Regions from separate parts of the Homo sapiens genome. Here all the other regions are linked to region 2. A link is a loop called in an ENCODE intact Hi-C map of the cell type or tissue named here. Cell type or tissue: PC-3. All regions are shown on one strand.

What was found. Peaks named below come from ENCODE experiments on the same cell type or tissue, not always from the same donor. Only the 100,000 strongest peaks of a DNase experiment are listed, where the experiment ranks them.
Region 1: a loop joins it to region 2, with 4 times the contacts of the local background. A loop is called at or near these places in 40 of 110 quality-filtered maps.
Region 3: a loop joins it to region 2, with 6 times the contacts of the local background. A loop is called at or near these places in 16 of 110 quality-filtered maps.
Region 4: it touches region 2 in a loop (4-fold over the local background); 32 of 110 quality-filtered maps call a loop at or near these places.
Region 5: it touches region 2 in a loop (5-fold over the local background); 16 of 110 quality-filtered maps call a loop at or near these places.
Region 6: it touches region 2 in a loop (5-fold over the local background); 46 of 110 quality-filtered maps call a loop at or near these places.

The regions. Positions count from the first base shown.
Region 1 is chr12:124,382,433-124,387,432 of GRCh38, forward strand. NCOR2 (nuclear receptor corepressor 2) reads right to left here. Exons shown (of 49, transcript NM_006312.6): 19 at 3,313-3,455. Among named protein-coding and RNA genes, the nearest start is that of MIR6880, 48 kb to the left of the region's middle. RefSeq lists enhancers at 1-253, 1,699-2,435, 2,436-3,171, 3,172-3,908, 3,909-4,643. In PC-3, no CTCF peak of the experiment used is centred here; DNase peaks (open chromatin) are centred at 2,959, 3,809 and 4,899; H3K4me3 peaks cover 3,543 bases; H3K27ac peaks cover 4,952 bases.
Region 2 is chr12:124,566,556-124,571,555 of GRCh38, forward strand. NCOR2 (nuclear receptor corepressor 2) reads right to left here and starts at 1,057. Exons shown (of 49, transcript NM_006312.6): 1 at 753-1,057. RefSeq lists silencers at 103-322, 463-572, 593-952, 1,063-1,312 and enhancers at 1,433-1,482, 1,649-2,509, 2,510-3,370. In PC-3, a CTCF peak has its summit at 2,123 (motif pointing right); DNase peaks (open chromatin) are centred at 116 and 1,256; H3K4me3 peaks cover 1,668 bases; H3K27ac peaks cover 1,152 bases.
Region 3 is chr12:124,724,738-124,729,737 of GRCh38, forward strand. No RefSeq gene overlaps it. Among named protein-coding and RNA genes, the nearest start is that of SCARB1, 140 kb to the right of the region's middle. In PC-3, CTCF peaks have their summits at 2,712 and 3,373; DNase peaks (open chromatin) are centred at 2,764 and 3,354; H3K4me3 peaks cover 428 bases; H3K27ac peaks cover 1,271 bases.
Region 4 is chr12:124,748,034-124,753,033 of GRCh38, forward strand. No RefSeq gene overlaps it. Among named protein-coding and RNA genes, the nearest start is that of SCARB1, 110 kb to the right of the region's middle. RefSeq lists enhancers at 1,523-2,043, 2,044-2,564. In PC-3, a CTCF peak has its summit at 2,951; a DNase peak (open chromatin) is centred at 4,488; H3K27ac peaks cover 338 bases.
Region 5 is chr12:124,366,059-124,371,058 of GRCh38, forward strand. The region is part of intron 22 of NCOR2 (nuclear receptor corepressor 2); the gene reads right to left. Among named protein-coding and RNA genes, the nearest start is that of MIR6880, 31 kb to the left of the region's middle. RefSeq lists an enhancer at 3,027-3,528. In PC-3, CTCF peaks have their summits at 2,917 and 3,116; a DNase peak (open chromatin) is centred at 3,593; H3K27ac peaks cover 2,080 bases.
Region 6 is chr12:124,679,053-124,684,052 of GRCh38, forward strand. No RefSeq gene overlaps it. Among named protein-coding and RNA genes, the nearest start is that of NCOR2, 110 kb to the left of the region's middle. RefSeq lists enhancers at 2,300-2,369, 2,560-2,629. In PC-3, a CTCF peak has its summit at 2,484; DNase peaks (open chromatin) are centred at 2,479, 3,099 and 4,309; H3K4me3 peaks cover 679 bases; H3K27ac peaks cover 4,629 bases.

The DNA.
Region 1 (5,000 bases), 180 kb before region 2:
GTCCCAACCTGGATCTCGGGGTCCCCTCCTGTCCACGCCTCCAGAGTCTTCAGCGTCAGGGGACAGAAGGGCCACCTTCTTTATCAGCTTTGACTGTGTCATTCGGATCAGAATCACTTTCATCGACACTAGGACGACCCACTTTGAGTCCAGCCCTGGATGGGGGCTGTGTCTCAGCTCAGAATCCTTCAATGCAGCCCCCACTCCCTCCACGGTCCACTAACGAAGTGTTAGCTCCACAGCCCAGCAGGAAAACCCCATCCATGTCTCTGCCCTCAGGGCAGCTGCCATTGCTTCCCTGGGATACAGCAGGCGCTGAATATGGGGCTGCTGAATGGACAGTGAGGATAATACTGAATGCTTATTGAGGGCTGACCAAGGACCAGGCACCACCCTTTACAAAAAGAAACACACTTGTTCTTCAACAGCCCTACGACTGGGTCCCATTCTTATCCCCATTTTACAGAGGTGGAAACTGAAGCACGGAGAGGTGAAGCCCAGTATCCTTGGACCCAGTCACTAAGCGGCAGAGCTGGGGTACAAAGCCACCAGCTCCAAAGCCCTGCTCTGCACCATCCTTCTGGGATGCCTCTTTGAATGAATGGATGAATGAATGAATGAATCAATCAATCGTGAGTGTGCCACCACCAGCACCATCACAGCTCTCACTAGCAGAGTGTCTGGGGCATACTAGGCCGCATTCCCAGCACTCTGCAGGCAGCCACCCAGTGTATTCCCATAACAGCCCTTTGAAGTGGGTTCCATTATTGTCCCCATTTCACAGATGGGGAAACTGAGGCACAGAGAGCACAGGTCACTTCCCCAAGGCCACACAGCTAGTAGGTGGCAGAGCCTACGTTCAAACTCAGCTCTCCTGGGCCCAGTCCCTGCTCCCAACCCATAGCACACTGTGGCTGTGCCTGCACGCACCGTTCAAGAGGCGCCCTCGTCAGTGGGATCTCTGGCTGCATGTTCGTCCACGCCAGCGGCTTCACTGGTGGTCACCACACTCAACAGGGTGCCTTAAGCATGGCCCGTGCCACCTTGGCCCAGTGCTCATACCTCCCACAAATCTCCTAGTCTAATAAAACCTTCCAACTCAAAAAAAAAAAAAGAGGGGGCCTCAGGTGGCCCTGAGAAGGGGGTAGATGGCATCCAGATAAAATAACAATAACCACAGCAGTAAGAGTAACTAGGGCACGTCGCCCTCCCGGAGCGCTGCCCCTCTGGCAGGCACTAAGGACCTCACAGGTAATCACTCGTTCACTCCTCATAGGACCTCTTGGATAACAACTGTTATTCTCCTACCTTACAGATGGGGAAACTGAGGCTTAGAAGGCTGAATTCACTGCCCAAGGTCACAGGGGTGCCCAAATCCACAAGCTGGGCCTTGACCCCAGTCTCGCCCTGGGCCTAATGGGATGGTTCACCGTGCTGGGGTCTCTGGTCCTCCAAGCCACTCTCAGGTTTTGGAGTCTCTAGGGGTACAGTGGGGCCACACCCTGCGGAAGCCTGGAAAGCCAGGCTGTGTGGCAGCAGGCTGCAGCGGGGGGAGACGTCCATGGTCGTGGGGTGAGGGGGACAGGCGGAGGGAGCCCCAGAGAGGGGAGGCGGGGGGAGGAGAGAGAAAGTGAAAGGACAGCTGGGGAGAAAGCAGGAGGCCCTTTTTGTTCCTGGGGAGATGCTCAGGGCCAAAGCCCTGCCCCCAAGTCATCCTGGATGAACCACCTCAGACTCCTGACCTGGCTGACAGAATCAATGGCCCACAACATCCCCCGGCCCAGGCCCCCTTCTGCGCCCCCAGGCTGCTCTGGCTCAGGCCCTCTTTGCCACAAGGGACTTCAGCAAGTGTTAGGGACGGGGTTCTGCACATTCAGCCAGATGCGGTGCCTTCCTCCACACCCAACCAGAAGGCCCGAAGCATCCAGAAGGAAAAGGCGCTGCCTGAAGCCCTGAGCTCTGGGGACAAATCCCAGGGGCCAATGTGGAGGGCACGCGGGGCACTGCTTAACTGGAAGTGATGGGGAGGGGCCTCCCTGAGGCCAGAGGGTGGATCTCAGCCCTGACCACAGGGCCGTGGGACCGTGGCCCCTCGGTCCCGGAGCCACCAGCGGCCGCGCGCACACATGACTCACTAAGAACCCACTCGGGAGGGTGGAAGGATGTCCTTAAATTCTGCACAGTGCTTGGGCGGAGTTCAAACAGGGGGAGGCTATACCTGGTCCTCCCACTGCAGGCTGTGTGACCTCACAGCCTGCTCACCCTCTCTGGGCCTCAGCAGGTTGCACTGAGGGAGCAATTCAGCATGGCCTGCCCGGAACCCACTGCACACACTTTACACCCAGGCACAAGGCAGCCCGATGTCATGGTTTGGGAGTGGCGGGGGGAGGAGTAGTCCTGGGGGAGGGGAGCTATGCAACCCCTCCCTCAGTGCTTCTGTATCGATGAGGAAACACGCAGCCTAGCGATGAAGAGCGTGGGTGCTGATCTCATAACTGTGGGTGCATATCGCAATTCAGTCGCACATGAGCCTGGCTAAGCCTCAGTTTCCCCAGCTCCAAAAAGGGGACAATGCTTGGCAAGTGTGTCAAAGAGGGAGAAAGGAGGGAGGAAGGGAAGGAGGAGGAAGGGAAGGAGAGAGGGAAGGCAGCAGAGGTCTCCCCAAAATGCTCCTCAATTCCCAGAAACAGCTGTGGAAGAAGCGGCTGCTCCTCAGAGGCCATTTACACGCTGGCGAGGCGAGCCTGCACCTTCTGTGCTTGTGGAGGAGGGAAGGGTCTCAGCCTCCCGTGGCCTGCCTCAAGCCCTCCAGGATGCTGGGGCTGAGACGTCCGCCCCCGCCCCCCCAGACCTGTCCCTCCCCAACCACGGCAGCCCTAAAGCTGTGAGGTCAAATGGGGCAGGGGAGCCACTCGCTCAGGACCCATTTGCCTCCGGGTCCTCATTCCAACGCGCTGACAGCCCGAATTCCTGGCTGAGTCAGTCTGGTCCACCGCGCTCCTTCCCCCACACCGTGAGACAGGGCTGAGGGCCCCCAGAGGTGTCTGTCTGAGAGGAGTGGGGTGCAGGGTGGGGGTGGAGGGCAGCCTGGCCCGGCCCGTCTCCAAGGCAGGGACACTCATAGCAGCATTGCCGCCTGCAGCCATCTCGGGGTACTCCCGGGCTTGAACCCCCAGAAGCTGAGTTCTAACAAGGCGGCATAATAGCCCCTCCCTGGCCCATGCCTCCTGGGGTGCAGAGACATCTCCTGAGGCAGTCTGGGCTCCTCTCCCAGCTTCCCAGAGGCGCGGTGCAGCGTGACTGGGGGCTCACCATCTTCAGCTTGTGCTGCTGCAAGATCTCATCGAGGTTCTGCCTCTTCTTGTAGTTGAAGTAGAAGTTCTTACACTGCGACACAGTCTTGGAGCCCACCATCCGGGCGATGGCCGACCAGTTGCGGCCGTGTTCCAGGAGACCTGTCTCAGGAGAGGAGGGCAGTGAGAAGAGGCCAGGCCCGGCACGCAGAGGGGGCCTGCATCCATGGCCTGGGCGGCAAACGGGCCTGGAGCAGAAACCCAGCCTGGGGCTCCCTGCTCAGGCCCAGGACCTCTGGAAGAAGAGACAGTGATGGGCCACGTGTCCCCTAGCGGGGAAGGTACTAGAGGGTGGCAGTCCTGGCCTCTGGGGTCTGGTTTCTCAGTCACTTGACTCCAGGCCAGGATGCATGGGAAAGGCCTGGGCTGGAGGAGCCAAAAGCGACAGGTGAAGTCCCACCGAGGCCACTGCGCGGGAGTCTGGGGGCGGAGGGCTGTGAATATCCAGAACGCACAGCCTCTGCCCAGGCCCCACCTCTCCTGCTGGGCGGAGGGCCTGGCCTACGTGACCCAGCCCTGACACTCGCTCACAGCTGCAGGCGAGGCCTCGGGAGACGGGTTGTTTTCCGGCCACACCGGCCCAGCGAAAGGAAGGGACGTGGTGAGCAGGGGATGGGAGGGTGGAAGTCAGGGTGGGGATGAGCTGGGGCCAGGAGCCTCCAGGCCCAGGTTAACTGGGGCACCTCCAGGGCCCAAACTCCCTAAGGGCACCTAAAGGCCCACTCAGGACTCGGGGCCCACCAGGCTTGGTTGCGCAGCTGGAATTTGCTCCCAAACCCCAACCCGCACAACCAGGAGGTTCTCTCAGCCTCACAGACCTCCTGCTGTGGGAAGAGACCCTCCAGGAATCGGCAGAAAAAGCTCCCTCCATCACTAGGTCTCAGGCCAGAACCAGAGCATGCCGCCCCCCAGGTTCTAGTTTCAAGGCCACAAACACCAGGCTCGGCAGAAACACAGCCCCTGCTGCACCGGAGGCAGTGCCTGGGAAGCCAAGCCCCCGGTCTCGGCCTGTCTGCCCGGCGAGCTGCGGCACACACAGGCACAGGCCAGGCAGCTCTATATTTATGCCTGTGTCTCCAGCGGCGTGACCTTGTGTGGCCCAGCCAGTCCATGCAGGTAGGGCCTGCCCACTTTCCCAGGGCTGTGGGAGAGACAGGGAGTGCTCCTGACCTAGGGGTCTGTGCGGCAAGAGGGTGCCCCTCCAGGGCAGCAGGCCCCAAGGCTGAATCACGTAGCTCGGGACATGGCAGCCTCTCTGAGCTGGAGCTCCACTTGTAAGGACTTTAATGAAGGATTTCCCATAATGAAGGTTTTAACCATTTTCCTTGAATAAAATCAAGCTGCAAGCCAAGCTCCAGCTAAAATTGTTCAGAGGTTGGGGAGCTGAGGGGCAGCCGTCTGTGTTGGTATTTTCATTCATTCATTCATTCATTCATTCATTCATTCATCCACCCACCCACCCACCCACGTGCTGGCTGCCTGCCTGCTACACACAAGGCTCTAATGCAAATAAAACAACAGCAGCAGAAACATCAACACATCAGCCCGTGGCACGGCTAACTGACACACAGAGTTTGCAAAGCCCTTCAAAGACTTGGTTCCGTCTCATCCTTGCTGTCATGGCTGTGACCATTTTCCCATCCCCAG
Region 2 (5,000 bases):
GTCTGGGTCTTCCCAGTCGTGCCCAAGTGGGATCAGCTCTGAATTCCAACTTCGCAAAGTAGTGGCATCCCAAGTATCCGCACAGCCCGGGGGAGGGACTAGGAGGCGGCCCAATGAGGCGTCACCAGCCACGGGAGGCAGGCCCAGACACCAGGAACACCGGCCCGCGGGGGAGGGGGACCAGGGGCGACTCTCCCGAGGGACCCCGCCCAGCGCCCCGTGGCCCCACGCCTAGGAGGGACAAGGCTGGCTCTCCCCCTCGGCTGGTGAGAGACCCTCATGCGCCCCTCCACAACAGCCAGGCCAGGGAGCTAGGGGTACCATCTCCAAGGGCTTTCAAACCCGCGCTGCCCGATGGAAAATAAGGCGCAGTGTCGCCCCGCCAGGTCCGGGGCTACACCGGGTACAAGGGACGCCTGGCGGCCAAGTCCCCAGAGCCGGCGCACACTGTGGGGGGCCGCTCTGTGCATTTCCAGCGCGCCCCCCGCCCACCCCAACGCCACTTCCCTCCTTCCCGCCCCCTCGCTAGGGAGCTGGAGTTCCCCTAAGTTCCCCGGCGCCCCCGAGCACGCGGGCCGCAGTGTCGGCGGGGCGCCTTGCTCCCCAGCAGGCCACCCCCCGAGAGCGCCAACTCGGGAGTGCAGGGGCCCCGCCAACTCCGCCGCGTGCGCCGCCCGATCCTCCCCGGATCCCCCGGAAGCGCGCTCCGCGCCTCCCCCCGCCCTTCGCGGGGACCCTCGGCCCCAACTCACCTCGCGGAGGTGGCAGCGGTGGCGCCCGGGCTTGGGGCGCGCTCGGGCCGCCGGGGCGCTCAGGCAAGTGGCGGTGCCGATCGGGCTGGGGGCGCGCAGCAGGCCCGGCCTCGGGTCGGGACGCGATCCTCCCGCCGCCGCCTCCTAGGGCGCCGGCCCTGGGTCCCCGGCCCGCAAGTTGGCGCGCATCGCGGAGCGCAGGGCGCGGGCGCAGGGCTCGGGCGGGGCGCCGGCGGACGCGGGGCTCCGGTGCGGCCCGGCCTGCCCGCGGCTCCGCGCTCCCCGGCGGCCGCGGCGGCGGTGGCGGCGGCGGCGGCGGCGGCGGCGGCGGGAGGGGGAGGAGGGGGCGGGGCGCGAGCCCGGGAGGCGGTGGCTCGGCCTCCCTGCTCCCGGCTCCCCGCCCGCAGCGACGCGCCCCGGCCCGGCCCCCTCTGGCTCCTTAAAGGGCCCGCGCCTTCTCTCCAGGCCCTGCGCGTCCCCACTCGCGCGCGCACGCCGCCACACACACAGACACGCACGCACACACTTGGGCGCGACGCCGAGTTTCTTTTTGGCAGCTCCCCGAGGAGGAAGGAGGGGGGAAGCGCCTCCCAGCCTTCCCCTCCCTCTTCTCCTGCGGGCCCGGGGGCCCTCCTCCTCCTCTCCAGCCCCAGTACCTCACTGGAATCGCGTTTCAGCTATTAAATTATAACTCTGGAGTGGCCGCTGGATGGGGAGGGGGCGCGCAGGGAGGGCCCTACACAGGGCCTTTTAGGAGCACGCCCAGTGGGGCACTTGGGGACGGGAGCAGACAGTAGCGCAGAGCCCTCTCCAGGCAGGAACACGCTGGGCCTCCCCAGACCCGAGACCCAGCCCGGGCGAACACACTGCAGACTCACCACCCACCACGGACCGGAGATGTCAGATCTCACACAGACAAATACTGGGACACCCACGCGAGTTCACAGCACCCCGGAGGACACAGACGCTAGAATGCCAGTTTCCTGAGGGCAGAGATTTCTATTTTGTTCACTGCCCTATCGCAGTAGGGACTCACGAATGTGTTGAGTGAAGTCCCACTTGGGGACATTCAGGGACACAAATGCGGAGACAATGCAACGAGCCTGTGTCCCCCCCGCCCCCCCCACACACACACACAGACACACACATCCCAAAGCGTGACCCTGGGAGCCACACACGCCCGGCCTGCACAAGCACGCAGTCACAGACGGCACACATGTGCTCGCTCCCCCACGCACAGGCAGACACTCTCCGCTCCAGCAGGAACCTGGCCCCCCTGGCCGCCCTGACAACCCAGTGTCCTCATTTACCCCCTCCTCCCACCCCCTCCAGGTTTGCCCTCTCCAACCAGGGCAGATCTCTTTGAACAGCAGAGGGCACTGGGAGCCCTGGGCCTGGAGCCTCCCTCCCTCCCTCCTCTTCTGCTTTCTCCTAAGATGTTGGAGAGTTTGAATTTTTTTTTTTTTTTTCAGTTCAACTTTCCTTTTTTGGAGTGACGTCTCAGCAGATTCAGTTCTGCCATCTGGCAACATCTGAGAACCCCCAGGGAGAGCGGGGAATGGCTGCGGTGGGGAGGCAGCCGCGTGGTTTCCAGAGGCCGGCGGGCCTCCCGCCTCCGCCAGGATGCTGGGTTTGCCGGGCTCCCCTGCAGCCAGGTCCTTCTCTGCCCCCTCGGGCTTTTAATTATGAGCTTTTGGGGGGCTGGCGGGAGCCTCTGGGGCTGACAATGTCTGGCAAAAGGGAAGTGGGTGTGGAGGGGAGCAGTTTGCAGACTGAAACAGGAGGGGTCATAGGTCAGTGCCCCCCCCCCACCTCCTTGTTTTGGCCCGACCAGCTCCAGTTCTGCCCAGCCAGTCGGTCCGAATCCACAGGCAAAAAGCTGGAGCCGCAGAAGGAAGGCCTGATCCCCCACCTCCCCCACCAAGGGTCTTGGAGAGGGAAGCGGGGGCGGGGGAGCTCCTCTGCCAGCCCCAGGCCGCCTGGCAGCCCTCCTCTGTCACCTGAAAACCCTCTGGGAATTTGCATTTCCATGAGATTCAGCTCTATTTGAAGCTGGAGGAGGGACATTTGGGGTGTCTTCAGGGGTCTCCCAGCTTCTGCCCTCGAGGGCTCCCTGCAGGCTTAGGAGCGGGGAAAGCAGGGGGTCTGTCAGCTTTGTAATGTCCCAAGCGTCACCTAGAAATCCCTCACTGGAAGCCTTATCAACTCAAGCGCCAATGGCCTCTGGCCCGACCATGTCACAGATGGCAAGACTGAGGCCAGGAGAAGGGCAGCGTTTATCCCGAAAGGGATTGGCCCTTTCCCGTCTGCTCCTGTTTCCTGGCTGAATTGGGTTATTAATCTCACCCTCACAGACGGCGGGGAGTAACACCAGCACTGAGTGAGCACTTACCCTGGGGGAAGCAAGGGGCCTGGTCCCAAGTAGGGAAACAGGCCTGGAGAGATGAAGAACCCGACTTGCCAGCCTCCAGCAGCAGCCCGTGATTCCAAATGAGTGCTGGAAATCTGGACTCTGGGGAGGTCTCAGCTGAGCCCGCCCCTTCCCCCAATCGCAGACCGGCACCCTAGTTTGCTACTTTGTTTCTACTGGGCTCTGAGTGACAGTCCATGAGCAACTAATGGGAACAGTACCTTTAAAAAGCGGCCAAAGAACACTGCACACAAACAGCCTTCCCGGGGGGGCCCCCTGGACTGTGAGTTAGTAACAGTAACAGCTAAGAGCTTCCCAAACATCTCAATTGCCTTTGTGAGGGAAAGACTTTCAACATACCCATTTTACAGGAAGGGAGAGGGAGACTCAGTTGGGAAGTCACCAGGGACACTGGGAAGCATGTTGTATGTGTCCCAGGCCAGGCTGCAGCTGGCTGGAGCATGCTGTATATATATCCAGGGGGCTCCCGTCCAGTTGGCGCCAATTTCTGCCCCTTGGGCTTTGTCTCTACCATCTCCGGCCCAATCCTTCAACCATTCCTTCCTAAAGACTCCCTCCAATCCTTCAACCATTCCTTTCTAAGTACTTGGCAAAATAGTCCAGCTCATCCCCGCCTCAACACCTTTGCACTTGCTGTTCCGTCTGCCTGAGACTGTCATCTTCTATCTTCAGGTCCCAGCTCCTTAGAGAGTCCCTTGCAGCAGGGTGCAGTGGCTCATGCCTGTAATCTCAGCACTTTGGGAGGCCGAGGTGGGTGGATCACCTGAGGTCGGGAGTTCGAGACCAGCTTGACCAAAATGGAGAAACCCTGTCTCTACCAAAAATACAAAATCAGCCAGGTGTGGTGGCACATGCCTGTAATCCCAGCTACTCGGGAGGCTGAGGCAGGAGAATCGCTTGAACCCAGGAGGCAGAGGTTGCAGTGAGCTGAGATCATGCCATTGCACTCCAGCCTGGGCAAAAAGAGCGAAACTCTGTCTCAAAAAATAAATAAATAAAGAGAGAGAGTCCCTCACTGACCCTGTATCTGAAGAAACCGCCAAGGCCCTCACTAACTCAACATCCTATTCATTTTTGTCACCATTTATCACCACCTGAAACTATCCTGGGCATTTGTCACTGATATATATTGTCTTTGGTCACCAGAATGTCAGTTCCATGAGAGCAAAGACCTTTCTGGCCAGCTCACTGCTGTATCCTCAGCACATAGTGGGCACTCAATTCAAATGTGTTGCGACTGAATTAACACATGAATGAATGAATGCACCAACAGAGGGGGAAGGAGGCAGGTGTTGACCCTGGAAAAATCTAGAAACAAGTGGGAATGGCTGATCCTGTATCTGTGTTTTCCAGCACTTGCTCCTTGGGCATATTTTAGGATGAAGCCTTTACCTTTCCACTGGTCCCAACCTCTGGGTAGATGGGACTCCCAGGAGCTTGAGGTTGCAGTGAGCTGTGATCACACCATTGCACTCCAGCCTGGATGACAGAGCAAGACCCTGTCTCTAAAATATGTTTTATTTGGGCCAGGCGCAGTGGCTCATGGTGTAATCCCAGCACTTTGGGAGGCCAAGGCGGGCAAATCACCTGAGGTCAGGAGTTGGAGACCAGCCTGGCCAACATGGTAAAACCCCATCTCTACTAAAAATACAAAAATTAGCCGGGTGTGGTGATGCATGCCTGTAATCCCAGCTACTCCGGAGGCTGAGGCAGGAGAATTGCTTGAACCCTGGAGGCGGAGGTTGCGGTGAGCCAAGATCATGCCTCTGCACTCCAGCCTGGGCAACAGAGTGAGACTCCATCAAAAAAAACAAAAA
Region 3 (5,000 bases), 160 kb after region 2:
CAAGAGGCAAACGGTCCTTAGATACATTGGGAGGGACGTCAGTGAGTTTTTTTTTTTTTTTTTGAGACGGAGTCTCGCTCTGTCGCCCAGGCTGGAGTGCAGTGGCGTGATCTCGGCTCACTGCAAGCTCCACCCCCCGGGTTCACGCCATTCTCCTGCCTCAGCCTCCCAAGCAGCTGAGACTACAGGCGCCCGCCACCTCGACCGGCTAATTTTTTGTATCTTTAGTAGAGACAGGGGTTTCACCGTATTAGCCAGGATGGTGTCGATCTCCCGACCTCCGCCCGCCTCGGCCTCCCAAAGTGCTAGGATTACAAGTGTGAGCCACCGCGCCCGGCCCTCAGTGAGATTTTATAGAGAATTGCTGAGAGTGTGAGAGACGATAAACATTGCCAATAGTAACCTTGTCTACCAGTCTTTGGGTAAAAACAGCAGCTGCTGTTTACCGAGTGCTTACCACGTTTCTGACACTGCTCTGAGGGCTTTGTTTGTCTGTAGTCGTTTGGTCCCCATGACAAACCGGTAAGTGAAGAAATTCACAATGCTCATTGATATATTAAAGGCACTGATAAGTCCTGATAATCCGATGAGTGAAGAAATGTTATCATCCTCATTTTCTAGGCTAGGAAACTGAGGCACAGAAAGGTGAAGTAGTGTGTCCAAGGCTGCACAGCTAGGAAGTGGCTTAGCTGGGAGCTGGAACTCAAGTCCAGAGCCCGTGCTGTTCTCTTAACCCTGCACTCCGTCACCTCTCCGGGGATTACCAGGGCCCGGATGCTGGGCATTTTCTTTTTTCTTCCTCTTGTTAGCCTATTTTGCAAAGGCAAACACTGAGACTCAGTGAAGGGTGCAGGTTGTTCAGGCCCCTGTGAAAAATGAGAAGCAGACCACCTCCTCTGGGGCACCAGATGCCAGGACGGAGGTGAACAGCACTCACCTTCACTTTGCCGCATTCAGCTCAGCAGGACAGGCCCTGGTGGACCTCCACCCTCTCCAGACCCATTGCTTGGCTCGATAGTAAAATAATGCTGACCCGAAAGATCAGAAGCAGAAGACGGCTTGCTGCTATCCACATCTGCTGCTTATTCAGCATTCTTGCTGAACTTTTAAAAAATCCCTGAGAATGCCAGAACTAGACTATAGCTTGCTTAAAATGAAAGAAAAAAAAAGGAAAAACTGATAATGTGAGGAATCTTTCCTGCAAGTCAGTGCAAATTAAATGGGTTTAAGCAAATAGGGAGGTTTATTGGCTGAAGCAATTTAAATTCTAGGAATAGCATCAGCTTCAGGCATAGCTGGATCCAGGGGCTTGGCTAATGTCATCAGGCTTGGGTATCTCCTTCTCTCTCTGGCCTGCCCTCTCCTCCATGTTGGTTTTATTAATAGACGTCACATGGTGGCAAGACGGCTACCAGGAGCTTTATGCCACATCCCCCAGGCCTGAGTCCAGCAGGAAAGAGATGTTCCTTCAGGGTACTACATACAGCAAATGCTCCAAGATCAACCTTGATTGGCCATCTTAAACCATATGGGGACAGCAGTAAGCCAGTTGGCTCAGATCCAAATCACTGGCCTGGAGTTGGGTGCACCGTCTCTGGACCAAGAGCGGAAGGTTGGATCCCCCATGGAAATCAGGACATTTTGCCCGAAGGAGGAGGAGCAGAGGCTATGGAGACAGACTCAGGTGCTCACTATACCAAGAAACGAATCAGACCCTGTGTGCTGGCATCTTCTGTTTGTCCGAGAGATCTCTCTCTTCCTTTCTCCACTGGCCCTCTGCCCCTGAAGCTGACCCACCTTAACCACTTCCACAGCCCACTGCTCTCTGCCTCTGGTTGGACTTGGCACGGGGTAGCCCGGCAGGACATGAGTGAGGTCAAGGGCTCCCTCAGGCCACTCAAGGGCCCCTCTCCTCTCCATACAGCTCCTGCTACATTCCCTCTCCTCCTGGCTTTCTGGAACTATCCCTTCCCTCCTCCCTTCCAGCCCAGGGGTGGTGGCATCACCTCCATTTCCAGCCCAGGGTTCCTCTATTCCTGCCCACACTTTTGAAAATGGCCCCTGTATGAAGCCAAGCTGGAGTTATCCACATGTGACTGTTCCTGCTTTTCCTGAAGTCTTGCACCCAGATAGATGCCCCGGAAGAAACCCAGTGCATGCTGGGTCGCCCGGATTCTCCCATGATCCCCTAGTGTCAGCCCCTCCCCCACCAGAACCCACCCCCACCCCACCCCGGCTTCCCCCAAGTCTTAAACGCCAGTGAGTTGAGAGGATGAAAAAGTTCTGGAAATGGATGGTGGTGATGGTTGCACAACAATGTGAGTGTGCTTCGTGCTGCCAAATTGTACATTTAAAAATGGCTAAAATGGTAAATTTTCTGTGATGTATATATTGCAGTAAACCACAAGTTTTAGCCTGTTAAAAACAAAAAAAGCCAATAAGCACAAATCCTCATCCAGCCAGTGTCCCAGCTTTTCTCTCTCCCTGCTCCACCTCGGGTATAGCAATTCCTGCTCGGAGGCATTTGGAGAGGAAGCCCAGTCTACTTTCGATCAATGCGGTATTGATTCGTGTTTCATGAACAAGGACAAAGGCTGATTGCCTTCCAGTGGATCTGAACTTCACACGCCCCCAGGCCTCAGGCACAAAAATGATGCAAACCATTTCCGCAGCCAACAGGGAGGAGGTTCAGCAACCGGCCCTGGGGCGGGCAGGGGAAAGAAAGGCGCTTGGCCAGCGCCACCTGGTAGGAGCCACTCCGGGGCAGAGATGACAAGGTCCGGAGCAGACACCCAAGTTCCTCTTTCCAGCACGGGAACTGAGTCACCCTGCCTGTGTCCTCCCAGCAGCTCCGTTCTGCCCGTAGGCTGGGAGTGGCCTGGTTACAAGGCCAGATGCCCACGGTCAGCAAATTAAAGACAGTCCTTTCCACTGGGAAGAACCAAGACTCCCAGGGCACACAGTAGGCCGGGTTCTAGATGCTGACACTAAAAAAGGGAGCTGAGGCCAGGCGCAGTGGCTCACACCTGTCATCCCAGAACTTTGGGAGGCCGAGGTGGGCAGATCATGAGGTCAGGAGTTCGAGACCTGCCTGGCCAACATGGTGAAACCCTGTCTCTACTAAAAATACAAAAATTAGCCGGGCATGGTGGCGGGCGCCTGTAACCCCAGCTACTCAGGGGGCTGAGGCAGGAGAATCGCTTGAGCCTGGGAGGCGGAGGTTGGTTGCAGTGAGCCTAGATCGTGCCACTGTACTCCAGCCTGGGTGACAGAATGAGACTGTCTCAAATAAATAAATAAAAAGAAGGAAGCTGAGCCGATCACTCCCTGTCCTCATTGAGTTGATGCTCCAGGGCAGCCTGTCTAGTAGAAACATAATGCCACCCACAGGTAGAATTTAACATTTCCTAGTAGCCACGTTAAAAAAGAAAAAAAAAAAAGGGAAAAAAATGTGACTGGGCTCCTTGGCTCACGCCTGTAATCCCGACACTTTGGGAGGCCGACGCGGGAGGGTTACTTGAGCCCAGGAGTTCAAGACCAGCCTGGGAAACACAATGAGACCCCATTTCTACAAAAAAATTTTAAAAGTTATCAGGGCATGGTGACACCTGCACCTGTAGTCCCAGCTACTTGGGAGGCTGAGACAGGAGGATCCTTTGAGCCTGGGAGGTTGAGGCTACAGTGAGCCTTGATCATGCTGCCACCCTCCAGCCTGGGCAACAGAGCAAGACTCTGTCTTGAAAATAATAAATAAATAAAAATAAAAAATGAAAAAAGAGATTAATTTTAATTTAATCTAATTGATCCAAAATATTATCATTTCAGCATGCACACCACATAAAAAATTAATCTGTGAGCTATTTACATGCATTTGTTTCATCCTAACATTCTGAAACCCACTGTGTATTCCACACTTAGAGCCCATCTCAATGTGGACACTAAATTCTCATCGGAAATATTTGATCTGCATTTTGATTCCATAAAACTGACAGTTGAAAAGGTACATTAATCTACTGAAGTTGTTCCATAGAGACTTAAAAGTCTCCAAGAACTGAGTATCAAAAAATCATCTTCCTTTAATATTCACATCCACACTGGCAAAACTGCTTCGGTTTTTAATTTTTAATTTAAACTAATTAAAACAAAGATATGAAGACATAAAATTCAGTTCCTCCGTCCTGATAGCCACATTTCAAGTGCCTGATAGCCACACGTGACCAGTGGCTATTATTTTGGCCAATGCCGTTTTAAATGGAGGAGACAGGCCGGGCGCGGTGGCTCATGCCTGTAATCCCAGCACTTTGGGAGGCAGAGTCTGGCGGATCACATGAGGCCAGGAATTCAAGACCAGCCTGGCCAACATGGTGAAACCCCGTCTCTACTAAAAATACAAAAATTAGCCGGGTGTGGTGGCGGGCGCCTGTAATCCCAATTACTCTGGAGGCTGAGGCAGGAGACTCGCTTGAACCTGGGAGGTGGAGGTTGCAGTGAGCCGAGATTGTGCCACTGCACTCCAGCCTGGGCAACAGAGCAAAACTCCATCTCCAAAAAATAAATTAATTAATGAAATAAATGGAGGAGACAATGAAACTATGTGTAAATGGCATCATTTCATGTCAGCAGAATCTCACAGTAGGTCCTCTTTCCTTGACTGGCTTCTTTCATTTAGCAAATTATTTTGAGACACGTCCATATTGGGGGTAGGTGTGCATGCATACATCCACCTGATAGTAAATGCCAAGAAAGAACACAGAAACTAAAGGCAGGTTGGGAGTGCTTTTAGCTAGAGAAGAGATTTGGATAGGCCTCTCGGAAGAGGTGATGTTTGGCAGACTTGAAGGCAGTGGAGATCTGTGCCACGTTTGGGTCTGGTGGAAGAGGGTCCCAGGCAGAGGGAACAGCCAGTGTGAAGGCCCTGAGGTAGAAGCATGCCTGGTGTACTCAGGAAGCAGAGCAGAGGCCGAGCGGGCTGGAGTGGACAGAGGTTGGGAGAAGAGATA
Region 4 (5,000 bases), 180 kb after region 2:
ATTATCAGGCCGGGCGAGGTGGCTCACACCTGTAATCCCAACTCTGTGGGAGGCCAAGGCGGGAGGATCACTTGAGGTCAGGAGTTTGAGACCAGCCTGACCAACATGGTGAAATCCCGTCTCTACTAAAAATACAAAAATTAGCTGGGTGTGGTGATGCACGCCTGTAATCCCAGCTACTCAGGAGGTTGAGGCAGGAGAATTGCTTGAACCCGGGAGGCAGAGATTGCAGTGAGCCGAGATGACGCCACTGCACTCCAGCCTGGGTGACAGAGTGAGACTTTCAAACAAAAAAAAAAAGAATTGATTATCGAGTCATAGTTGTTTTTAAACCTCCTAACACAAGGGTCATGGTGTATGTGGTCTTCTGTGACTAGGTTTTAGGTTTTGTTTTTTAACTCTCCACAGATGAGTCTTGATTTTACCTGAAGTGAGATTGACTCCGGGCACTTTGGTAGTGTCTGGAGACATTTTTGGCTGTCACAACTGGTGGAGAGGGTGCTGTGGCTCCAGGTATGCTGCGAAACGTCCCACAACCCACAGGACGGGCCCCATCACGAGGGGTGCACTGGCCTCCAATGTCCGTAGTCCCAAGAGACGCGAAGACGCACGTCCGCGCAAGAACTTGTACACAAATGTGCATAGCAGCGTTATTCACAGGAGCCAAGAAGTGAAAACAGCCCGAAAGTCCACCCGCTGACGACTCCATAAACCACACATGGTCTGTCCATGCAATGGAATATGACCAGCCACAAAACAGATTCAGCACTGACACGCTACAAAGTGGACAAACCTCGAAACATGATGCAGAGTGAAAGACGCCAGACACCGAAGGCCACACAGTGTCCGGTCCCATTTCTATGGAAAGCCCAGACCAGGCGGACCCGTAGAGCTGTACAGTAGGTTGGTGTTTGCCAGGGGCCGGGGGAGAAAGGAACAGGGGGTGACTGCGCATGGAACAGGGTTTCGTTTGTGCTTTTTTTTTTTGAGATGGTGTTTCACTCTTGTTGCCCAGGTTGGGGTGCAATGGTGTGATCTCAGCTCACTGCAACCTCGGCCTCCCAGATTCAAGCGATTCTCCCGCCTCAGCCCCCAAGTAGCTGGGATTACAGGCATGCACCACCACGCTCAACTAAATTTTTTTTTTTTTTTTTTTTTTTTAGTAGAGATGGGGGTTTCACCATGTTAGTCAGGCTGGTCTCAAACTCCTGACCTCAGGTGATCCACCCACCTCAGCCTCTTCTAAGTGCTGGGATTGCAGGTGTGCACCACTGCTCCCGGCCCTTTTTTTTTTTTTTTTTTTTTTTGGACAGGATTTCACTCCCATCACCCAGGCTGGAGAGCAGTGGTATGATCTCAGCTCACTGCAGCCTCTGCCTCCTGGGCTCAGGTGATCCTGTTGCCTCAGGCTCCTGTGTAGCTGAGACCACAGGCACACACCACCATGCCCAGCTAACTTGTGTAATTTTTGTATAGATGGGGTCTCGACATGTTGCCCAGGGTGATGTTGTACTCCTAAGCTCAAGTGATCCTCCCACCTAAGCCTCCTGAAATGCTGGGATCACAGGCGTGAGCCACCGCGCCTGCCTGGGTTTCCTTTTGAGGCTTGAAGATGCTGCTGCTGCACACATTCTTAGTCATGTCGCCTGGGACGCACGTTCAAGAATTCTGCCTTGGCGCACACCAAAGAGAAAAATTACTGAGTCTTCAAGAACAGGAAAGCTCCACTTTACTGGAAAATGTTGGCATTATGTTGAGTACTTGCTACTTGCACCCGGCACTGGGCTAGATAGCGACCTATTTTCTCATGTAATTGTCCCTGCACTAGTATTCTTGGGTCCATTTTAGAGATGAGGAAACTGAGACTCAGAGAGGGGGATTAACTGGCCTGGCCCAAAAGTGGCAGAACAGCCTTAAGCTCTTGGCCACTCATCCTACAGCTCACTCCCGTCACTCCCCTTGGAGCCTGAGAGACGGTTCCCCAAACAGGCACACTGCAGGCAGCGGGGCGGGGAGGGGGCTTGGCAGAAGCCACGGACATCCCCCCCGGCAATGGCCTTTGAATAATTCACCAGCCGCTTCCAGCCCAGCCCAGTGGTAAACACTTGTTTAGAAAGTAACCAAGAGCCTCCAACAGGTTTCCCAGAATGTGGCCTGCTGAAATTTCTGGAACCCCTGGCAAGCCTACATAACAAATCCCAGCCACCTATGCCCTCAGGTACACAGAACCGTCCACCACCCCAATGCCTCCTGCCTGCCCTGTGTCCAAACTTCAAAAAGTGCCTGCACACCCACACAGAGAGGAAAAGCACAGCTACAGCGCATGCAGGTCTGCAAGCCGCCAACCTGGTTCCCAGCAGAGAGGAAAAGCACAGCCACAGTGCATGCGGGGTCTGCAAACCACCAACCTGGTTCCCAGCAGAGAGGAATAGCACAGCCACAGCGTATGCGGGTCTGCAAACCGCCAACCTGGTTCCCAGCAGAGAGGAATAGCATAGCCACAGTGTATGCGGGTCTACAAACCGCCAACCTGGTTCCCGATGCCAGTTTTACTGTGAACTTGCTCTGTGACCACAGGGCAGTGACCTGACCTCTCTGAGCTCCAGTCTCCTCACTTAATATAAGAGGGATATCAAGGCAACATGCATACATGTCAGGCCGCAAACCCCGATCTGCAAGATATAACTGATTTTTATTTCTTTCCAATTGACTGGGGGCTGATTCCAAACCCCATCCTCCCAGGATGAAGGAAGATTCAGTCTCAGGATTGGGGCTCCTCCATGCTGGGTCGGATCAAAGACCAAATGTCCATGAGGTCCCTCCAGTCACTGGTTCCCCTGGGCACCCTGGAGAGACCTGGGATGGGGAATGGGGACTGTGAAGTGGTCCTTTCTGGGGTGAAGGGGGCGGGCCTTGTCTGTCCTGGAACTCTTGGCTTAGGGCGCCCTCTTCCTGGTGCAGGACACAAATTCTAGACCCCTCACCTCCAGAGCATTGCGGCAGAACCAGGTCACCAGGCCTGCCTCACTACCTGCTCCCAGCACACGAAAATCTCGCTCCCTCTCTCCATTTCCCTCCAGAACCAGCAACAGCTTTCCTCGCAAGCTCAGGTGTGACCAACGTGTAGTTCTCCTGTTCTGTGGGAGTAAAACTGGCTGGGCACACGGCCACAAAGCCTGAGACCCGGAGACCTCGCTCCCCCTTCCCTTGCTTCTGCTGGAATGTGAATGGAAGTGTCCACACCTGCTTCACGGGCTTCTCCCTCTCCCCCTTTCTGAGAGCTGGAATGTGGGTCTGGTTTTAACACTGCTTCAACCACGCCATGAGGACCATATCCAGGCGGGATGGACGACAGGATGGAAGGGGCTGGGCCCCAATTACTGTAAGGCAAAGCTCCTGGCCGTCCTGACGGCCCGCCTCCGTCAGCCCTCTTACAGTAGAGAGAAACAAGCTTCTCTCTTGCTTTAGCCAATGTTGCATTGGAGTTTCTCTTCTTTCTCTCTCTCTTTTTGTTTTGTTTTGTTTGTTTTTGAGACAAGGTCTTGCTCTGTCGCCCAGGCTGGAGTTCAATGGCTCTATCATAGCTCACTGCCACCTTGACCTCCTGCCTCAGCCTCCCAAGTAGCTGGGACTGCTGGTGTGTGCCACCATGCCCACGTCCAGCTAAATTTTTTTTGTATTTTTTGTAGAGACAGGGTCTCACTATGTTGCCCAGGCTGGTTTCAAACTCCTGGCCTCTAGTGATCCTCCTACCTCAACCTCCCAAAGCACTGAGATTACAGACATGAGCCACCGTGCCCAGCCTGGAGTTTCTTTGTTACAGCAGCTGAATCTATACCCTGACTAATACATCGAGTTTTCACAAAAGGCCAGTATAGATGGACTATCTTCCAGAGGCTTCTCATCTCTGCCCAGAAAAACAAATATCGAGGAAAGGGCTGGATGTTGCCTTGGAATTGAGGGAGGGAAATCACAGGGTGAATAAACACAGATGACTATCTCAGTAAAGAACCTGCTTACCACAGTGCCTTCCTTGGGGGGTGGTTTGAAGGACCCCCAGGGACTGATGCATACAAGACAGCCGGCTCCTGAGGCCTGGGGCACAGCGAGCGCCGACTGCCAGAAAACACCGTGGCCGCGGGGCGGCTGCACTGAGCCTTGTCAATAGTGAGCACTTTGCCGTGAGCCCTGTCTGGCTTACAACCTGGCATGTGGGCTTGGGCAAGTCATTTCATAGTTGCCACAAATAATTACCGAGCACCTACTGTATGCCAGGCACCAAATAATTACTGAGCACCTACTGTATGCCAGGCACCAAATAATTACTGAGCACCTACTGTATGCCAGTTCTGGAAGCTGGAGACGAAGTGGGGAGTGAGAAATACCTAGTCTCTGCCCTCTCTGACTCAGCTTTGACTATCTTGAGAGGTGCCAGCCCAGGGGTTCTTTGAGTGCCAGGCTGACCAGCTTCAATGCCCTGCAGCAGGCACTCAAGTTCACAGCAGATGGAGTGATGTGGCAGAGGCACAAGGAAAATGATTAATCTGGCAGCGAAAAACAGAATGGATTCGGCTCAGATGATTAGCAGCCCCAGGAGGGACAAGGAAAAAAAAAAAAAAACCCTGACTCTACGATGGCTCAGCAGAACTGCTCTCTCTAATAAATAATAATTCTCCAGCTTTCCTGCTAACAGTCACAGGCAGGATTTCTCATCTCTATGCCCGTCCCCCACCAGAAGTCAGGCATGGCCGTGTGGCTTGCCTGGGCCAATGAGATGTCAGCAGAAGTGATGTAAGTTGCATCTAAGAAGAAGCTCTAAGAAGCAGTGCACAGCCTGCCTCAAGCCCGATGATGCTCCACATGGCAGAGGCCCCCTCTGCATCCCAGAGTGAGAAGACATGGCACAGAGCCCATTGCCAACACACAGCAGACACATAGCACGGGTGAGAGACAAACGTTGGTTGTTAGAAAACCATGAGATTTTGGAGTTGTTTGTTACT
Region 5 (5,000 bases), 200 kb before region 2:
TGCCCTAAACCCAGCACTGCCACTCCTAGGCACACACCAGGCAAATGAGAGCAAATGTCTATGCAGAAACCTGCACGTGCCCACCACTGCAGCACCGCCCAGCGCACAACAGCCAGAAGGCAGAGACAACCCGACATCCACCAAGAGACGAATGAGGAGACAAAGCGTGCCCTGTCCGCACGATGGAACACATGGCCATCAAAAGGCATGAGGCTCTGACACGGGCTATGACGTGGGTGGACCCTGAAGACACGATGCGCGTGAAACAAGCTAGTCGCAGAAGGCCTCTAGTGTAGATTCCGTTTCTGTGAAAAGTCCAGAACGGGCCAATCCATCGGGGACAGAAAGGAGATGAGTGGGTGCCAGGGCTGGGAGGAGGGAGGATAGGGGTGACTAGTGATGGGCATAGGGTTTCTTTCTTAGTATAACACTGAATATACTAAGAAGAACTGAATGATACACGTTTTTTTTGAGACAGGGTCTTGCTATGTCACTCAGGCTGGAGTGCAGTGCTGTAATCTCACTGCAGCCTTGACCCCCTGGGCTCACGCAATCCTCCCACCTCAGCCTCCGGAATTGCTGAAGCTAAAGGCACACATCACCGTACCTGACTGATTTTTGCATTTTTTTCTTTTTTGTGGTAGAGCCAAGGTTTCTCTATGTTGCCCAAGCTGGTCTTGAACTCCTGGGCTCAAGCTATCCTCCTGCTTTAGCCACTCAAAGAGCTAGGATTGCAGGTGTGTGCCACTGTGCCTAGCCTAAATGATACGCTTTCAATGGTGAAATGTATGGTATATGAATGATATCTTAATAACGGTTACAAAATGAAATGAGGACCATACTATATGCTAGCCATAAAGGGTTCGACGTATCAGCTGTATTTTCTCTATGAACAGTAAAAATAATATTTTTATATGTGTGTACAAATAGAAAAATAAAATATAAATTTTAAGGTTGAAATGCAAACGTTTGTATATGTGTAAAGATAATTCTATAGAGATAAAAATATGACTTTATAACACACACAAAACATGAGGTGCCACTGTCCCATGCAGTCTGCCCGAGAGCTCGCGTTTTCTATGTGGGGCCTGAGTGCTCCCTGTGCCTTGGTTTCCCTGTGGCCCCTCACCTAGTAGGGTGTGGGCAGTCAGATTGGCAGGGGGTGAGCGGGGGCAGGGGCTGCTGCCCAGAAGCTCTCAGCAGGTACCCTCTGGGGGGCACACACAGAGGCCCAAACCCTTCTTGAGCCCCCAGAGCAAGTGGGGACTGTGGTCATGGAGGTACCACTTTATAGTTTACAAGAGGTCTTCTGATCCCAGCCAGAGCTCTCTCATGGGTAAAGAAGGCAGCAGCCAGCACAAGGGCTGGGTTCAAGTTCTCGAGGGGAACGAGAGTCCTAAGCCCCCAGAGGGAGCGGCCACCAATAGTGGAGGAGGAAGGTGGAAAACGCTCAGAGCTCAGGGCCCATCTGACCGCCCCTTGTCCCGTAGCCATGCTGGAGGAGCGCCACCTCCAGAAGCCCTCCTGGCTGGCTCTCCCCACCCTCCACTCTCCCTTCTTTGTTTTATTTTATTTATTTATTTATTTTTTTGGAGACAGAGTCTTGCTCTGTTGCCCAGGCTGGAGTGCAGTGGCACAATCTTGGCTCACTGCAAGCTCTGCTTCCTGGGCTCAAGTGATCCTCCTGCCTCAGTCTCCCTAGTAGCTGGGATTGCAGGCACACGCCACCATACCTGGCTAATTTTTTGGTATTTTAGCGGAGACAGGCTTTCACTATGTTGGTCAGGCTGGTCTCAAACTCTTGACCTCAAATGATCCACCCACCTTGGCTTCCCAAAGTGCTGGGATTACAGGCATGAGCCACCGCGACCGGCCTCTCTCCTTTGTTTTCTTGGAAGGCAGCCACTTCTATTTTCCTTTCTGGCGGCCTGGGTGGGGCGGGGACTCTCAGGGCCTGGCACAGAGTATGTGTCTGGGAGGGGCCCCACCCTGCCTACCCAGCCCTGCAGTTGCGAGCAAAGGCTCGGATCCCCTCTCTGACCATGTGACTTAGCCAACTGTGCCTCGGTTTCTCAATCTGGAGAGTGGAGACGAAAGCTTCAAGGGCTGTCCGTGGGTGGGCGTGGGGATGCTGGTGACCAGCACGTGGGGCCGAGTGGGTCGGGCCACCTTCTCCTCACTGTCATTTTCCTTCCCACTCATGAAGGCCGGTTGGGGGGCAGGGCACGAGAGGGGGAATAAGGGCCTGGGGACATTCATCGGAACATGCTGGGCCTGCAACAGTACATCCCCTCTCCACCCAGCCCTTGCCTCAGTTTCCCCATGGTCATCAAGCTGGGACAATCCTTGCCACCATCCTAGGGCTAGGAGGGAGAGGGAGGGCTGGTTTGTGAACAGGCATCCCTTGCCTCTCCAAGGCCCCAAGATAAAACCCTGACCCGTCACTTCCACCCGTGGGGCCTGCCCACCTCTCTGACCTCTCCGCCCTCTCTGCCCTGGGCTGCTCACTCCACTCTACACCCTGCTATAGGCCTCTCTGCTGTCCACTGGACATACGCTCATGCGGCCACAGGGCCTTTGCACTGGTGGTTCCCAGGGGGTCTGGCTTTCCCTCACACTAAGGCTCTCATTGCCCTCCAATGTCACCTCCCCAGAGGCCCTCCCTGCCTGACCAGCCCACTCTCCCCTGCTCCCCATGCCCCATCTGCCCATCACCCACTCATCCCGTAAACAATGGTTTCCTTCTCCATGCCCTCACTAGAATGTAAGTGCCTGGAGTCAGGGCCTTGTCTGTGCAGTTTCCAGCGCCCCCGGCGCCTGGCGCATGCTGGTGCCATCAGTCACTTGCAGAATAAAGTAACAAAGGTGAAATTGCTGTTATGATCTTCCAAAATGCCAGAGGGACAGCTGAAGGAGCTGCACTCCAGCCCCCTCTTGGGGTGACCTCTAGGGGGTGTCCCAAAGCAGATCCAAAGGAGGGCAGCTAATCTCTGAGCGCCCACTGTGGCCCGTCATTAACTGAGTTATTCTTGCAATAAGCCATCCACGCCCACCTTACAGATGAGAAAACTGAGGCTTGGGGGAGGGGACTCCCAAGGCCAGGCCCTGCCAAAAAAGCACCCAGGCACCTTCTCTGAAGAGTAAGAGAGGGGAAGGCAGGCAGGCTCGGGGTTTTGCAATTGAAGCCACTATCTCTGGTCGTCTGCCAAGAAAACACCCAGGCAGAGCCACCTCGAAGAAAGTGCCAGCGGGCCGAAGGAGAATGTGATTTTCTCTCTCCCAAAGTCACCGGGGCGGGGGGCCAGATGAGAGTCATCTTGCGTCCATCCAGGAACACAGAGCTCCCCCACTGGGGCTGCCAGGCAGGAGGGATGATACTGGGCGGGCAGCCAGGAGCAGGGGTCGCCTGGGGGGCCCGCCCGTCCCACCAGCCCTTCCCGGGAGGCCCTGGCTGCCAGGGCCTACTCTGACGCATCTCGTCCGCGTCCTCCAGCGTCCGCCCGGCCCTGCGCAGTCGTGGCCGGCAGAGGGAGGGGTGGCGGGCTGCCGGCCAGGACGAGGTCAGCAGGCTGGCCAGAGTCCAGCCTCGTTCACTGAGAGGGCAAAGCAGGCCCCAAGGGCGGGGGCCTGGGCCTAGTCGCACAGGGCGGGACAAACCAGGTGTCCTGACTCCCAGCCGAGGACTCCTGCACCCGGGGGCTGTGTGCTGGACACTGGGCAAGGGGTGGACGTACGCCAGGCCCAGCTCGGGGAGGGAGGACACGGCCCTGGGCGGGGCTGCAGGGGAGAGGACGGGAGGCTGCAAGTGCCCTGCGGGGCCTCAGGCCTAGCCTGAGTGTTCTGGGGACGGACAGGATGCAAGCTGATCCCCCGGCTCCCCAGTCCGGGGCCAGCCACATGGACCCAAAATACAGACTCTGGGAGGCAGCTTATCAATGGGGCTGCCCCATGACCTCAGCGGTCCCCCGGCGAAGGCAGAAACATGTGTTTCTATGACTCTGTCCCCACAGCCAGCAGGAGCGGGGCGGGGAGCCGTCTGCCCTGACCCCGCTATCCAGGCACAATGGCCCTGGCTGCCTGCCTCCAGGGCAGACCCAGCCACACCATGAACACTGTTTTCCAAGCTGGGACTGTCGGGCAAGAAGCTCAGGGATTTGGTGCCCTCAGAAACCCGCAGGCCAGGCCTTTGCTCATCACAGGGTCAGGGTCAGGCCGTCCACTTCTCACACGCATGGGCGCGGTTCCTGTTGGCAGTGGTTCCTGGGGACCCTGAGATTTTGTTTTGTGGAACCTATAGAGATCCGGGTGAACCTCAGTTCCTAGGGAATGTCCTAGGACTTCCCCCTTTAACATGGCCCAGGGTGAACCCCAGGGCAGAGACAAGGGCCCCGCATGACCCTGCGGGTCTGATTTTCCTCCCTCGCTTGCTCTGCCCAGGACCATTCCAAGGGACTTGGGAGGGGAGAAAACAGACCACACTGTAGTTGAAATAAAATGGCCTGCCTGCCCCACCAGAAAACAATTCCTCCAGCCATCCAGATGTGAGCAGGACGCAGTCTCCGCGGGTCTGCCCTCTGCCAACCGAGATTGGCCCTAACTTGGGTAGCCATCTTTGGTTCTGGGCTGGAGGCCTTGAGGCCCAAAGCATCTGTGCTGAAAATGGGTAAAAGGTGGCATTCTCAGGGATGTGGGGTCACCCAGGCCAGGAGCAAAGACAGAGGCCAGAAAGGAAAGAACACACCTCAGAGACATCAACACCCAAACAGGACGACACTGGGGTCCTCCAGGCCACCCCAGCTGGAGAGGAATTTGCAAGGGGAACCTCTGCACCTGTGATCCAAGGTGATCACCTGTGATCCTGAGCCCTGGACCCTTGGCTGATGGGAGATGAGCCACCAAAAACATGTTGAACCTGTGGCTTTTCCCCAACCCCACGGCCACCACGCTCGCATCTCCATCACCAGCCCCAGGGCACTTGCAGCTGCCTCCTGACTGTGCCT
Region 6 (5,000 bases), 110 kb after region 2:
GGCTTAACTCATAATAGGTGAAAAGACTGAGGCCCACAGAGGCAGCATTGCTTGCCCAGGGTCACAGGACTAGGCAAGAGCAAAGATGGGGTTCCAAGCTGGGGTTTCTGACCCAAGAGCTCCATTGCAGAGTACAGTGCAATGGCAAAGACATGACCTCAGAAGCAAGACAAGCTGTGTGACCCTGGACAAGTTACCCAGCCTCTCTGGGCTTGGGTGTCCCCTTGGGCAAAATGGGATAAGAGTACCTGCTTCCTAGGGTCCTCAGGAGGATTCCATCTGTTAATGCATCGGGCAGGCACTGGGTCTTAGCCTCACTGTCTCCTAGAAACGGGTCCTGGGATGAGGTTTGTAGACCCGCGCTTCAGGGGAGGCTGCACAGGGGAGACAGGACAGGGCAGGGAAGGAAGCCAAGCCCAGGTGTCACTCGAGCCAATATCCCAGCCTCAGCCGGATCTGGGTCTGAGGAGCACCCAGTTCGTCCTGCCCCAAGGCAAGAGCTCAGACTCACAGTGGTCACCCAGGGGCTGTCCCAGGGAATCACAGCCACCAGGCGGGTCAGGCTCCCTGGACATGGGGCCAAAGCACCGCCAGAGCCCGGGAGCAGTGCCCAGAAGCGAGGTGAAAGTGCAGGCAGTTAGGAGCAAACTGGAGAGAAGGGACACAGAAGCGTCATTGAGAGGCCCGGAGCGTGTGGGGGTGGAATCCTGACAGTACTCCTCACACTGCCCGGGTTGCAGGTTGCTATTTTAGGGTTTATTGCCTACAAACTTCAACTCCACAACAAACCCATCTGACCAGTGGAGTTGCCCTTGTTTTACATGTGGAAGGCCAGTGGTTTGGCCAAAGCGACAGGGCTTGGGGCAGGGATCCAAATGTCTAGGCTCCAGGTCAGCTTTTCACTGCCCTTGCGGCGTGGTGGCTGCGTGCAGGGCCCGGAGGAGAGGGTGCTGACTTGCACAGGAGGCCATGAGCGGCTCCAGGGCCTGGGGCACCCGGAGCAGGTTGTAGCATTCAGGATGCCTGGGGTAGCAAGTTAGAGAAAAATCCCAATTCCAACTGCTTTCATGATGAACATGGATTCTCCCCATGAGAGGAGGTCCCGGAGCAAAGGAGCTGCAGGGCTGGGTGACTCAGCAGCTCATTGGTGGCATCTGCACCAGGCGCTTCCTCCTCTCTCTTCTGCCACCCCTCAGTGTTGGGACTCCCTTCATGGCCTCAAGATGGCTGCAGCAGATCTGGTCATCACATCCCAACAAGACAGAGTGCAGTCAAAGATAAGGCAGCCATCTCTTCCCCCCTTTTTGTTTTTTGTTTGTTTGTCTGTTTTGTTTTGTTTTGTTTTGTTTTTGAGACAGAGTCTTGCTCTGTCGCCCAGGCTGGAGGGCAGTGGCTCAATCTCGGCTCACGGCAACCTCCACCTCCTCAGCCTCCCTGCCTTCTCCTGCCTCAGCCTCCTGAGTAGCTGGGATTACAGGTGTGCACCACCACGCCCAGCTAATTTTTATATTTTTAGTAGAGGGGGGGGTTTCACCATGTTGCCCAGACTGGACTCGAACTTCTGACCTCAGGCAATGCGCTCAGCTCAACCTCCCAAAGTGCTGGGATTACAGGCGTGAGCCCCCGCACCCTGCCTGGTTCTCTCTTTTTTAAAAGCAGGTAGGCTGGGCATGGTGGCTCAGACCTGTAATCCCAGCACTTTGGGAGGCCAAGAAGGATGGATCGCTTGAACCCAGAAGTTCAAGATCAATCTGGGCAACATGGCGAAACCCCTCTCTACCAAAAGCGATACAAAAATTAGCCAGGAATGGTGCCACATACCTGTAGTCCCAGCTACTGGGGAGACCCTATCTTAGAAAAAAATAAATAAATAGGTAAGAGCAGGTAAGCATTCCCTGTAAATCCCCCAGCACAGTCCCCTCCACGCCACAGTGGCTAGGGTTAGGCCACGTGAATATCTAGGAAGGGGGATGGGGTGGCCATGACGCTTAGCCCAGGGTCAGCAAACGGTGGTTCACGGGCCCCAAGCCTGTTTGTTTTTGTAAATAAAGATTGATTGGTGCCCAGCCACATCCTTTTTTTTTTTTTTTTTTTTTTTGAGATTGAGTCTCGCTCTTTTGCCAGGCTGGAGGGCAGTGGCGTGATCTTGGCTCACTGCAACCTCTGCCTCGTATGTTCAAGCGATTCTCCTGCCTCAGCGTCCTGAGTGGCTGGGATTACAGGCACAAACAACCATGCCCAGCTAATTTTTAATTTTTTTGTAGAGATGAGGATCTTGCTATGTTACCAAGGCTGGTCTTGAACTCCTGGGCTCAAGCGATCCTCCTGCCTCAGCCTCCCAAGCTGCACACCCTTTTTTTTAATATCGTCTGTGGTTGCTTTTGTGTGACAAAAGCAGAACTGAGGAGTTACCGCAGAGACGCCCAAGAAGCCTAGAAGAGTGACTCAACCCTTTACAGAGAAAGAGTTTGCTGACCCCTGGCTAGACTAACCGGGATCTACCCCTGACCCGGATTGAGTCATTTCCCCTGAGGGATGAATGAACACTATGACAGTCTGTGAGCCCCATAGAAGTGGGGGTGGGGGCTGGCCTGGCCGCTGCCAGTCGTCCTTCAAAGCTTTGCTACTCAAAGCGTAGCCCCCAGGCCAGCAGCATCCGCCGGGCATGGGAGCCAGGTCTTGGGTCCCACCCCAGACCTATGAAATCAGAACCTGCATCCTAACCAGACCCCCAGGGAACGTCACCCACTAAATGCAGCGCGTTTGCTTCTCAGGCTGTTGTAACAAGGTACCACGAAGCGGGTGGCTTAAAACCACAGGTCTGGAGGCCAGAAGCCTGCAATCCAGGTGCCAGCAGGGCCCTGCTCCCTCCAAAGCCCCTGGGGCAGGATTCTTCCCTGCCTCTTCCAGCTCCTGGTGGCTCTTGCGACCCTTGGCCTTCCTGGCTTTGCAGATCGGTCACTCCAGCCTTTCCTCTGCCTCCACGTTGTTTGTGCGTATCTCCCCTTTTCCTGTGAGGGCTTCAGTCATCTTGGACGCGAGTCCACCCTGATGACCTCATCTCAGCTTGATCACATCTGCAAAGATCCTATTTCCAAATAAAGTCACATCCACAGCTGCCAGGGGTTAGGACCCGGACATGTGTTTTCGGGAAACACAACCCCACCTGTGACCTGTGAGTAGTCCCAACACACACCACACATGGGTGAACTGCGACATACGTGCTTGTGCTTTTGGGAAGGACAGGGCTGGGGGAGGGGCAGCTCCAGCTTCCCTGCCTTCTCAGGCTCCCAGAGCTGCCCTCCTGGGAAACAGCACGCTGGAAGCTTCATGAACATAGCTGGCCTCAGGCTGGCTCAGGGAGGTCATCTCTACCCCTCATCTCCCACCAGGCCTGAGCTGCTCCTGGGCCTCCCGGGTTGAACCGTGAGTGCCCTCAGCAGGTCTGGCACTGGGTGAGGCATGTCAGGCATCCCAGGTGCCCCTCTGCACTGGCACCCTGAGAGGGCTTGCCTTCTAACATTCGGTACCCTGAGCCCAGCACTGGGGCTCAGCCCACTTCTCATCTCCAAACCCTGCTCCGGGCCTGTGCTCCCCAGCTGTGGCCAAGTGACAGGTGGGCCCAGCTCCTGCACTGGCCGCATGAACAGAAGCACCGTCTTCTCAGTGAAATTAATAAATGCCCAGCAAGTGCACCCTGAGCAAACTTCCTTGCTTTGCACATAACTGGTGCTTAAAACTCACGTGCTCGGTGTACGAGGAAGTAAATGCCGGAAATCCAGATTCCCTACAGCGACTGACAAGGCCCAGCGTGATCTAGCCCACCCTCCTTACCAACCTTGTTCCCACCGTTTTCCTCCTAAACCTCTAGTTTCCAGCTCCATGCCAAGCCCACTACGGCCCCAGGGCATTTGCACCTGCTGTGCCCTCTGCTGGAAGGCTCCTCCCCACACACAAGCCCATGGCTGGTTCTCTAACTCGATTTCGATTTCTGTACAGATGATGTTACCTCTTCAGAGGTAAGCCCCACCCCCTCACCTCCTCACTTTCTATCAAATCAAACAATTTTAACAACTGCGTAGAACTCACAACTGCCTCCAATCCTCATGTTCATTTATTTATCTACCTGCCACGTCCTGAGTGTCTAGAATGGTGCCGGGCACACAGTAGGTGCGCAGTAAAAACATGCTACTGAACTGAGAGAGTCCTCTCCTCCATCCCCATCAGGCTGAGCTCTTAGTAAACACTCAGGAGCCTCCAGGCCCCTGTATTAAAGGCCTGACAAGCCTCGCCCTGCTGCGGAATTTTACAGATGGGGCTGTTTCTTTGTGTGTCAACAGAGTGCTTAATCTCTGCTCATAATGCCAGGCAGGAAGGAGCCTGCTTTGCTGAGGAACTTCTGTCTCAAAGCCGCCAGGTAACATGAGTGGGGCCTCTGGGGTCGGGAGCAGCATGTCTCCCCATCCTGGCCTTGATAAATGTCCAGGGGCCCTTCCAGCCTCCGCCAGGCAGCTGCCTCTGACCACAGCCTCCTCCGCAGAGCTGAGCTACCCACGTGTGCTCACTTCTAAACTGCAAGCCGGCCCCTGAGGGGGTGTGTGAGGAGTCAGGGTCTTAAAAACTTCCTGCATATTTTCCCTTCAGAAATAGCATCCTTAACTTTCTTTTTTTTTTCCTTATTAAAAATGTACTCATGTAATCCACATGCACTGGCTGTGAGAAATTCCAAAATGTCTTTTGGAGAGAGATCCTTGCCCCCTGAGGCTGTCCCCATTGCACAGATGATAAGCACAGTCAACGAGGCTGGGCGCCCGTACTTCCCAAACTTTGTGGGGCCCACAGCAACCCTCTGAGGCTTTTACTTTTATCATCCCCATTCCACAGACAGGGAAACTGAGACTCGGAGAGGGACAGGGCCAGCAGCCAGCACATGTTGGAGGGAGGTCAATCCACTGTGGCTTTGAGCAGAGTGGTCGCAGGACTACTATGCCATATCCCAC